2 separate regions of the Homo sapiens genome follow, and region 1 is linked to region 2. The links are chromatin loops, found by intact Hi-C in ENCODE. Cell type or tissue: breast epithelium. All regions are shown on one strand.

The links. Hi-C counts contacts between places; a loop is a spot of excess contacts. Peaks named below come from ENCODE experiments on the same cell type or tissue, not always from the same donor. Only the 100,000 strongest peaks of a DNase experiment are listed, where the experiment ranks them.
Region 1: it touches region 2 in a loop (15-fold over the local background); 3 of 110 quality-filtered maps call a loop at or near these places.

The regions. Positions count from the first base shown.
Region 1 is chr6:30,693,662-30,698,661 of GRCh38, forward strand. It overlaps the pseudogene RPL7P4. Among named protein-coding and RNA genes, the nearest start is that of NRM, 5.2 kb to the left of the region's middle. In breast epithelium, no CTCF peak of the experiment used is centred here; a DNase peak (open chromatin) is centred at 1,900.
Region 2 is chr6:30,629,882-30,634,881 of GRCh38, forward strand. The region is part of intron 6 of ATAT1 (alpha tubulin acetyltransferase 1); the gene reads left to right. It also overlaps the pseudogene PTMAP1. Among named protein-coding and RNA genes, the nearest start is that of ATAT1, 5.5 kb to the left of the region's middle. In breast epithelium, no CTCF peak of the experiment used is centred here; no DNase peak of the experiment used is centred here.

The DNA.
Region 1 (5,000 bases), 64 kb after region 2:
CTGAGGCAGGAGAATCACTTGAACCCGAGAGGCGGAGGCTGCAGTGAGCCGAGATCACGCCATTGAACCCAGCCTGGGCAACAAGAGTGAAACTCTGTCTCAAAAAAAAAAAAAAAAAAATGGAAAGAAAGAAATCAGGGCCTCCGGGACATGGACAATTTTAGAGTATGAAAGCTTTGAGTTGTGCAAGGGGACTAATATTTATCTGGGTCATACTGTCTGCCACCCCCACAATGGCTGTGCTTAATGTATATTATGAGATTAGATATGTTTAATAGCCAGCAAAATGCTTGGCAAATCTCATGCTATTTCTACTACACCAAAGTTTTCCAAACTTAAGTATTACTTACATGCAGAAAAGTGTACATAAGTAATCAACTATTTTTTAAAAATTGAAATTCATGCAACATAAAATTAACCTTTTTTTTTTTTTGAGTTGCGGTCCAGGCTGGAGTGCAGTGGTATGATCACAGCTCACTGCAACCTCGAACTTCTGGGCAAATGGTCCTCTTGCCTCAGCCTCCTGAGTAGTTGGGACTACAGGCATGCGCCACCACATTCAGCTAACTTTTTATTTTTTGTAGTGATGGGGTCTCACTATGATACCCAGGTTGGTCTCAAACTCCTTGGCTCAAGTGATCCTGCTGCCTTAGCCTCCCAGGGTGCCACCATGCCTTGCCTAACCACTTTATTGTATTTATTTATTTATTTATTTTTGAGACAGAGTTTCGCTCTTATTGCCCAGGCTGGAGTGCAATGGCGCGATCTTGGCTCACTGCAACCTCCGCCTCTTGGGTTCATGTGATTCTCCTGCCTCAGCCTCCCAAGTAGCTGGGATTACAGGCGCCCACCACCACATCTGGCCAATTTTTGTATTTTTAATAGAGATAGGGTTTCACCATGTTGGCCAGGCTAGTCTCAATCAAACTCCTGACCTCAGGTGATCCACCCACCTTGGCCTCCCACAGTGCTGGGATTACAGGCGTGAGCCACCACACCCGGCCTAGCCTAACCACTTTAAAGAGAATAATATAATGGTATTTAGTACATTAGTATATTAGTAATAGGTACAACCACCACCTCTATCTAATTTCAAAACATTTTTTTTTTGAGATGGAGCTTTGCTCTTATTGCCCATGCTGGAGTGCAATGGCTGATCTCCGCTCACTGCAACCTCTGCCACCCAGGTTCAAGCAATTCTCCTGCTCAGCCTCCCAAGTAGCTGGGATTACAGGCATGTGCCACCACGCCTGGCTAATTTTGTATTTTTAGTAGTGACAGGGTTTCACCATGTTGGTCCAGCTAGTCTCGAACTCCTGACCTCAAGTGATCCACCTGCCCCAGCCTCCCAAAGTGCTGGGATTACAGGCATGAGCCACCACGCTGGGCCTTCAAAACATTTTCATCACCCCCAAATAAAACTCCATACCCATGAAGTTACTCCCCATTTTCTCATCTCCCCCACCCCACAGCCACTGGCAACCACAAATCTGCTCTTGTTCTCTATGGGTTTACCTATTCTGGATATTCCTTACATGTGTAATCACATAATATGTGTTCTGTTTCTGGCTTTCCTTCACTTAGCAAAATATTTTGATATTCATCCTCAAAATATTGTAGCATATATCAGTATTTCATCCTTTTCTATGGTTGAATAATATTTGATTATATGGATATATCACAATTGTTTATCCACTCATTTGCTGATGAATATTTGTGTTGTTTCCACCTTTTTGGCTATTGTAAAAAGTGCTGATATGAACACTCACGTACAAGAATTTGTTTGAATAACTGTTTTCTTTTCCTTTTTTTTTTTTTTTTTTGGAGACAGAGTCGTGCTCTGTTACCCAGGCTGGAATGTAGTTGCACAATCATGGCTCATTGCAGCCTTGACCTCCTCCCACCTCAGCATTCCAAGTAGCTGGGATTACAGGCATGTGCCACCACACCTGGCTAAATTTTTTTTTTTTTTTTGAGAGAGAGTCTTTCTCTGTCACCCAGGCTGGAGTGCAGTGGCATGATCTCAGCTCACTGCAACCTCTGCTTCCCGGGTTCACGTGATTCTGCAGCCTCAGCCTCCCCAGTAGCTGGGATTACAGCCACATGCCACCATGCCCAGCTAATTTTTTTATTATTATTATTATTATTTTTTGAGACAGAGTCTCCCTCTATAGCCAGGCTCGAGTGCAGTGGCATGATCTTGGCTCACTGCAAACTCTGACTCTCTGGTTCAAGTGATTCTTCTGCCTCAGCCTCACGAGTAGCTGGGACTACAGGCGCACGCCACCACGCCCAGCTAATTTTTGTATTTTTAGTAGAGAGGGGGTTTCACCATGTTGGACAGGATGGTCTTGATCTCCTGACCTCATGATCCACCCGCCTCAGCCTCCCAAAGTGTTGGGATTACAGGCGTGAGCCACCAGGCCCAGTTAATTTTTTTTTTTTTTTAGACGGAGTTTTGCTCTTGTTGCAACGGCATGATCTTGGCTCACCACAATCTCCACCTCCCAGGTTCAAGTGATTCTCCTGCCTCAGCCTCCGGAGTAGCTGGGATTACCGGCATGCACCACCACGCCCAGCTAATTTTGTATTTTTTAGTAGAGACGGGTTTCTCCATGTTGGTCAGGCTGGTATCGAACTCCTGACCTCAGGTGATCCAACCACCTTCGGCCTCCCAAAATGCTGGGATTACAGGCATGAGCCACCACACCCGGCTAATTTTTGTATTTTTTAGTAGAGATGGGGTTTTGCCATGTTGGCCAGGCTCGTCTTGAACTCCTGACCTCAGGTGATCTACCCACCTTGCCTCCCAAAGTGCTAGGATTATAGGCGTGAGCCACCGCACCTAGCCCATTTTTGTATTTTTTGTAGTGACAGGGTTTTGCCATGTTGCCCAGACTGGTTGCCCGTGAAGTCCTGGGCTCATGCAATCCTCCCACTTTGGCCTCCCAAACTGCTGGGATTATAGGCATAAGCCACCCCACCCAGCCTGGACACCTGATTTAAATTCTTTTGGGTGTACACCTAGGAGCAGAATTGCTGGACTGTTCGGTAATTCCGTATTTAACTTTCTTTTTTTTCCTCCAATTTGAGAGCAGGTACTGCTTAAGTGCTTAGATTAGAAAAACAATCACAGTAGACACCTTAGCTCATTCTTCTAATAAGTCTGTTGATCCGGTTCTCCCTGTTGCCAGCATGTCCACTTTCTACAAAATGGGTGGTCTTTTTCTTTACTCTACCTTGTGGAGAGGATAATTTGAAGGGCTACAGGAAGTTATTTGCTTCTTTGAAGCATTTTCCAACAGTATAGATCTCAAGAATCAGATCCTCCATGCAGGTGATGCCATATTTACCAAGAGATAAAGCAATCAAAGTGTCATCTGTCAAAGCAATTTGCTTCTTATTGATTTTTGCCATAACCATGCTGGTAGATTAGTTCATTTACTGACTTCAGCTTTGGGTACCCCCATGCCATATATGGTTCTACAATCCTCAGCATGTTCATTGAAGCCTTGTTGAGCTTCACAAAGGTTCCACTGAAGATTTAACAAAGGCGAAGAAGCTGCAACACCTTTCGGACCTTTGGGTTCACACCACTGATACCTCTGATCCTGATGACAAACGGCAATTTGGGTTTTGCAGGTACATAGAAGTTGCCAGCTTTTCTGGCCATCCTAGCCATTCGAATTTCAGTTCTGTACATCTGCCTATATTCCTTGTGATAGTGCTTCACTTTTTCATAGATAAGCTTCCTCCTTGCCTTTTGAATCATCTTTTGGGCAAATTTCTTTCTCGGGCCTTTGATCTTCAGCTCTGGGAAATTCCTTCGCTTTTTAAGGGTTTCTGGCATAGCAAGAACCTCCTTCTTTTTCTCTCTCTTTTTTTTTTTAAGACGGGGTCTTGCTCTGTCTCCCATGCTGGAGTGCAATGGTGCGATCTCGACTCAATGCAACCTCCCCCTCCTGCATTCAAGCAATTCTCCTGCCTCAGCCTCCTGAGTAGCTGGGATCACAGGGGCTGGCCACCATGCCCGGCTAATTTTGTTTTGAATTTTTAGTAGAGACGGGGTTTTGTCATGTTGGCCAGCCTGGTCTTGAACTCCTGACCTCAGGTGACCTGCCCACCTCGGCCTCCCAAAGTGTTGGGATTACAGGTGTGAGCCACTGCACCCCGGCCCTCTCCTTCTTATCTACAACACTCTACATGAGGGTTCCAGCCAGAAAAGAGGCTACTTTTTTTTTTTTGTTTTTTTTTTGAGAGGGAGTCTCGCTCTGTCGCCAGGCTGGAGTACAGTGGAGCAGTCTTGGCTCACTGCAACCTCCACCTCCCGGGTTCAAGCGATTCTCCTGCCTCAGCCTCCCGAGTAGCTAGGACTACAGGCGCCTGCCACCACGCCTAGCTAATTTTTTGTATTTTTAGTAGAGACGGGGTTTCTCCATGTTAGCCAGGATGGTCTCAATCTCCTGATCTTGTGATCTGCCCACCTTGGCCTCCCAAAGTGCTAGGATTACAGGGGTGAGCCACCACGCCTGGCCTTTTTTTTTTTAGATGGAGTCTTGTTCTGTTGCCCAGGCTGGAGTGCAGTGGCACGATCTCAGCTCACTGCAACCTCCACTTCCCGGGTTCCAGCAATTCTTCTGCCTCAGCCTCCCAAGTAGCTGGGATTGCAGGCACATGCCACCACGCCCGGCTAATTTTTGTATTTTAAGTAGAGACGGGATTTCACCATGTTGGCCAGGCTGGTCTCTAACTCCTGACCTCAGGTGATCCACCTGTCTTGACTTCCCAAAGTGCTGGGATTACAGGCATGAGCTGCCGTGACTGGCCTTTTATTTTTTTGAGACAAGGTCTCACTCTGTTGCCCAGGCTGAAGTGCAGTGGCTCGTGTCCACCCACTGCAGCCTTGACCTCCTGGGCTCAAACGATTTTCCTCTTAGCCTCCCAAGTAGCTGGGACCATAGGTGTGTGCCACCATGCCCAGTGAATTTTTGTATTTTTGG
Region 2 (5,000 bases):
TTTTCACCTCCTTGTTTTCACATAGTTCATTACTCATCTGGTCAGTCAGTATTTATTAAGGGTCCAGAATAATATGCATTCCCTGTCCTCATGGAGCTTTGGCCTAATATAGGGAAGGAAGTCTTGTTTATAACTAAGTGCAGCAAAATGTTACTAATGCTACCCATTCATCCAATAAACATTGAGTGCCTGGCAGTGTTCTGGGCACTAGGAATGGTTTACTCAATGAAACAGACAACAGCCTGGGCAACATAGCGAAACTCTGTCTCTACAAAAAATACAAAAAAAAATTAGCCAGGCGTGGTGGCACGAGCCTGTAGTCCCAGCTACTTGGGAGGCTGAAATGGGAGAATCGCTTGAGCCTGGGAGGCAGAGGTTGCAGTGAGCCAAGATCGCGCCACTGCATTATAGCCTGGGCAACAGAGAGAGACCCTGTCTCCAAAAATGAAAACAAAAACAGAAAAAAAGGCCAGGTGCGGTGCGGTGGCCCATGCCCGTAATCCCAGCACTTTGGGAGGCTGACGTGGGCGAATCACTTGAGGTCAGGAGTTTGAGACCAGCCTGGTCAACATGGTAAAACCCCGTCTCTATTAAAAATACAAAAATTAGCGGGGCATGATGGTGGGTACCTGTAATCCCAGCTACCCAGGAGGCTGAGGCAGGAGAATCACTTGAACCCGGGAGGCAGAGGTTGCAGTGAACCAAGATTGCACCACTGCACTCCAGCCTGAGCGACAGAGTGAGGACTCCATCTCAAAAAAGAAAAAGAAAAAGGGCCAGGCATGGTGGCTCATGCCTGTAATCCCCACACTTTGGGAGGCCAAGGCAGGAGGATCACCTGATATCAGGAGTTCGAGATCAGCATGTGGAACATAGTGAAACCCTGTCTCTACTAAAAATATAAAAATTAACTGGGCATGATGGCGTGCGCCTGTAATCCCAGCTACTCGGGAGGCTGAGGCAGGAGAATTGCTTGAACCCCGGAGGCAGAGGTTACAGTGAGCCGAGGTCCTGCTACAGCACTCCACCCTGGGGGACGAAGCGAGACTCTTGTCTCGGAACAAAAAAAAAAAACAGAAAAAGAAGGGAACAGACAAAAGTCCCTGTCTTAGTGGTGGAGCTTATATTCTAGCTGGAGAGACAAACAAACATAATAAACAATATGGTTAATAAGTGCTCTGGAAAAATGAGAGCAAGTAAGGGTTTGGGAGTACTCAAGTAAGGTGGGGATGGGAGTATGTGGGATTGCAGGTTGAAAGGGGATCATCACTGAGAAAGTGTCATTTGAGCAATAACTGAAAGGAAGTAAGAGTAAAAACTGGCCGGGCACGGTGGCTCATGCCTGTAATCCCAGCACTTTGGGAGGCCGAGGCGCGCGGATCACGAGGTCAGGAGATCTAGACCATCCTGGCTAACATGGTGAAACCCTGTCTCCACTAAAAAAAATACAAAAAAATTAGCTGGGTGCCTGTAGTCCCAGCTACTCGGGAGGCTGAGGCAGGAGAATGGCGTGAACCTGGGAGGCAGAGCTTGCAGTGAGCCGAGATCGCGCCACTGCACTCCAGCCTGGGTGACAGAGCGAGACTCCATCTCAAAAAAAAAGAATAAAAACCAAGGCTGGGCGTGGTGACTTACATCTGCAATCCTAGTACTTAGGGAGGCCGAGGTGGGTGGATCACTTGAGCCCAGGAGTTCGAGACTAGCCTAGGCAACATGGTGAAACCCCATCTCTACAAAAAACACAAAAATTAGCCAGGTGTAGTGGCACGCACCTGTGGTCCCAGCTACTTGGGGGTCTGAGGCAGGAGGATTGCTTAAGCCCAGGAGGTCGAAGCTGCAGTGAGCCGAGATGGTACCACTGCACTGCAGCCTGGGTAACAACGTGAGACTGTCTCAAAACAAACAAACAAAAAAAAAGAGTAAGAGCCAAGAAATATCTGGAGAGAGAGCATCCCAGACAGAAGGTACCACCAGTGTATGGCCGTGAGGTGGGAGTGTGCCTGAAAGAGCAAATTGGCTGTGTCCAGAGCAGCATGAGTCAGCGGAGGAGTATGGTAGGAGATGAGACCAGAGAGGTAATGCGGAGGAGGGGCCTTATAGGCTACTGCAAAGACTGGCTTTTATTTTAAGTAAAAAATAAGATCAGGCCAGGGGTGGCGACTCACACCTGTAATCCCAGCACTTTGGGAGGCCGAGGTAGGTGGATCACCTGAGGTCTCTACTGAAAATACCAAAATTAGCTGGGTGTGATGGCAGGTGCCTGTAATCCCAGCTGTTTGGGAGTCTGAGGCAGGAGAATCACTAGAACCGGGAGGCGGAGGTTGCAGTGAGCCGCTGAAATTGTACCACTGCACTCCTGCCTGGGCGACAGAGCAAGACTCCTTCTTAAAAAAAAAAAAAAAAAAAAATAGCGCCAGGTGTGGTATCTCATTCCTGTAATCCCAGCATTTTGGGAGGCCCAGGCAGGTGGATCACAAGGTCAGGAGTTCGAGACCAGCCTGGCCATATGGTGAAACCCCATCTCTACTAAAAATACAAAAATTAGCCGGGTGTGGTGGCGGGCACCTGTAGCCCCAGCTACTTGGGAGGCTGAGATAGAAGAATCGCTTGAACCTGGGAGGCAGAGGTTGCAGTGAGCTGAGATCGCACTACTGCACTCCAGCCTGGATAACAGAACGAGACTCCATCAAAGAAAAAAGAAAAAGATCATTTTGGCTGTGATCTTGATTTTTTCCTTTTTAACAAGATCACTTTGGCTGTTAAGAACAGGCAATAGCCGGGCACAGTGGCTCACACCTGTAATCCTAGCACTTTGGGAGGCCGAGGCAGGTGGATTGCCTGAGGACTTCAAGACCAGTCTGGCTAACATGGTGAAACCCCATCTCTACTAAAAATAGAAAAAAAAATTAGCCAGGTGTGGTGGTGCTCGCCTGTAATCCCAGCTACTCGGGAGACTGAGGCAGGGGAATTGCTTGAATCAGGGAGGTAGAGGTTGCAGTGAGCTGAGATTGTGCCACTGCACTGCACTCTAGCCTGGTGACAGAGTAAGACCCCATATCAAAAAAAAAAAAAAAATGGAAACGGCAATAAGGGAGCCAGAGTAGAAGCAAGTAGACTAATTAGGCAGCAACAATCCTGGCGAAAAATGGTGGTGGCTCAGACCAAGGTGGTAGCAGTAGTGATGGTAAAGAGTGGTCAAATTTTAAATATTTTGAAGGTAAAGCAAGTAAGATTTCCTGACAGATTGTATGTGGAGAAAGAGGACTTTAGGACAATGCCAAAGCCTGAGCAGCTGGAAGAATGAAGTTGCTTTAACTGAGATGGTAGGTAGACCAGCTTTGGGGGAAATACTAGGAGTACATTTTTAATATGTTAATTGGAGATGTCTGTGATATGTCCAGGTTTGAGTAGACAGTTGGATACTTCCCTGGAGATCAGGGAGGAGGTTTGGGGAGGAGAGTTTTCAGCATACATCTGGTATCTAAAGCCAACAGACAGGATGCGATCACCATAGAAAGATTATAGATAGAGAAGCTGCCCCTTTGGGCCCTCTTTAAGAAGTGAGGACCCCCAACTGGCTGCTCTGAAAAGCCATCTTTGCATTGTTCCTGGTTCGGTGTCCTGCTCACCACAGCCACCTCCGCCATGCACTTCCTCTGCTGCCTCAGAGTCTGGCAGCTTAATCGACATAGTCCCCAAACTCTCACTTTCTTCTTAATCCCTTGCATCGGATCACCGCTGTGCCCCACCATGTCAGAGGCAGTTGTGGACACAAGCTCCGTGATCACCACCAAGGACTTCAAGGAGAAGTTGTGGAGGAGGCAGAAAGTGGAAGAGACGCCCATGCTAACGGGAACGCTAATGAGGAAAATGGGGAGCAGGAGGCTGACAACGAGGTAGATGAAGAAGAGGAACAGGGTGGGGAGAAAGAGGAGAAGGAAGAGGAAGGTGATGGTGAAGAAAAGAACGGAGATGAAAACGAAGCAGCTGAGGCGGTATGGACAAATGGGCAGCTGATGATGATGAAGATGACGATGTTGATACCAAGCAGCAGAAGGCCAGTGAGGATGATTAGACAGCAAAAAAAGAAAAGTTAAACTTTAAATTAAGGCCACCGTGACCTATTCACCCTCCACTTCCCATCTCAGAATCTAAACATGGTTGCCCTCGAGAGGCCTGCTTGCCCTCCACAGACAGTGCCACTGCAGATGACAGGCACTCACCACCACCCAACCCAAACCAGAGAATTTGCAACAGAGGAGGAAAAAAGAACCAAAACTTCCAAGGTCTTGCTCTTTTAAAAGTACTTTAAAAAGGAAGTTTGTTTGTATTTTTTATTTACATTTTATATTTTTGTACATATTGTTAGGGTCATTTTTTTTTTCTTTGAGACGGAGTCTAGCTCTGTCGCCAGGCTCAAGTGCAGTGGTGCGATCTTGGCTCACCGCAAGCTCCACCTCCTGGGTTCAAGTGATTCTCCTGCCTCAGCCTCCTGAGTAGCTGGGATTACAGGCGCCCGCCACCACACCCAGCTAATTTTTGTATTTTTAGCAGAGACAGGCTTTCACCAGGTTGGCCAGGATGGTTTCTATCTCCTGACCTTGTGATCCACCTACCTCGGCCTCCCAAAGTGCTCGAATTACAGGCGTGAGCCACCGGCGCCCAGCCAGGTTCAGTCATTTTTAATGATCTCAGATGACCAAGCCAGCCTTTGGAGGGTTCTCTGTCTTACTTCTGACTTTACTTGTGGTGTGACCATATTCATTATAATCTCAAAGGAGGAAAAAAAAAAAAAAAAAAAACCTTGTTTAAAAAAAAAAAAAAAGCCTGGGCGCGGTGGCTCGCGCCTGTAATCCCAGCACTTTGGGAGGCCGAGGTGGGTGGATCACGAGGTCAGAAGATCGAGACCATCCTGGCTAACATGGTGAAACCCCCTGTCTACTAAAAATACAAAAAATTAGCCAGGCGTGGTGGCGGGAGCCTGTAGTCCCAGCTACTTG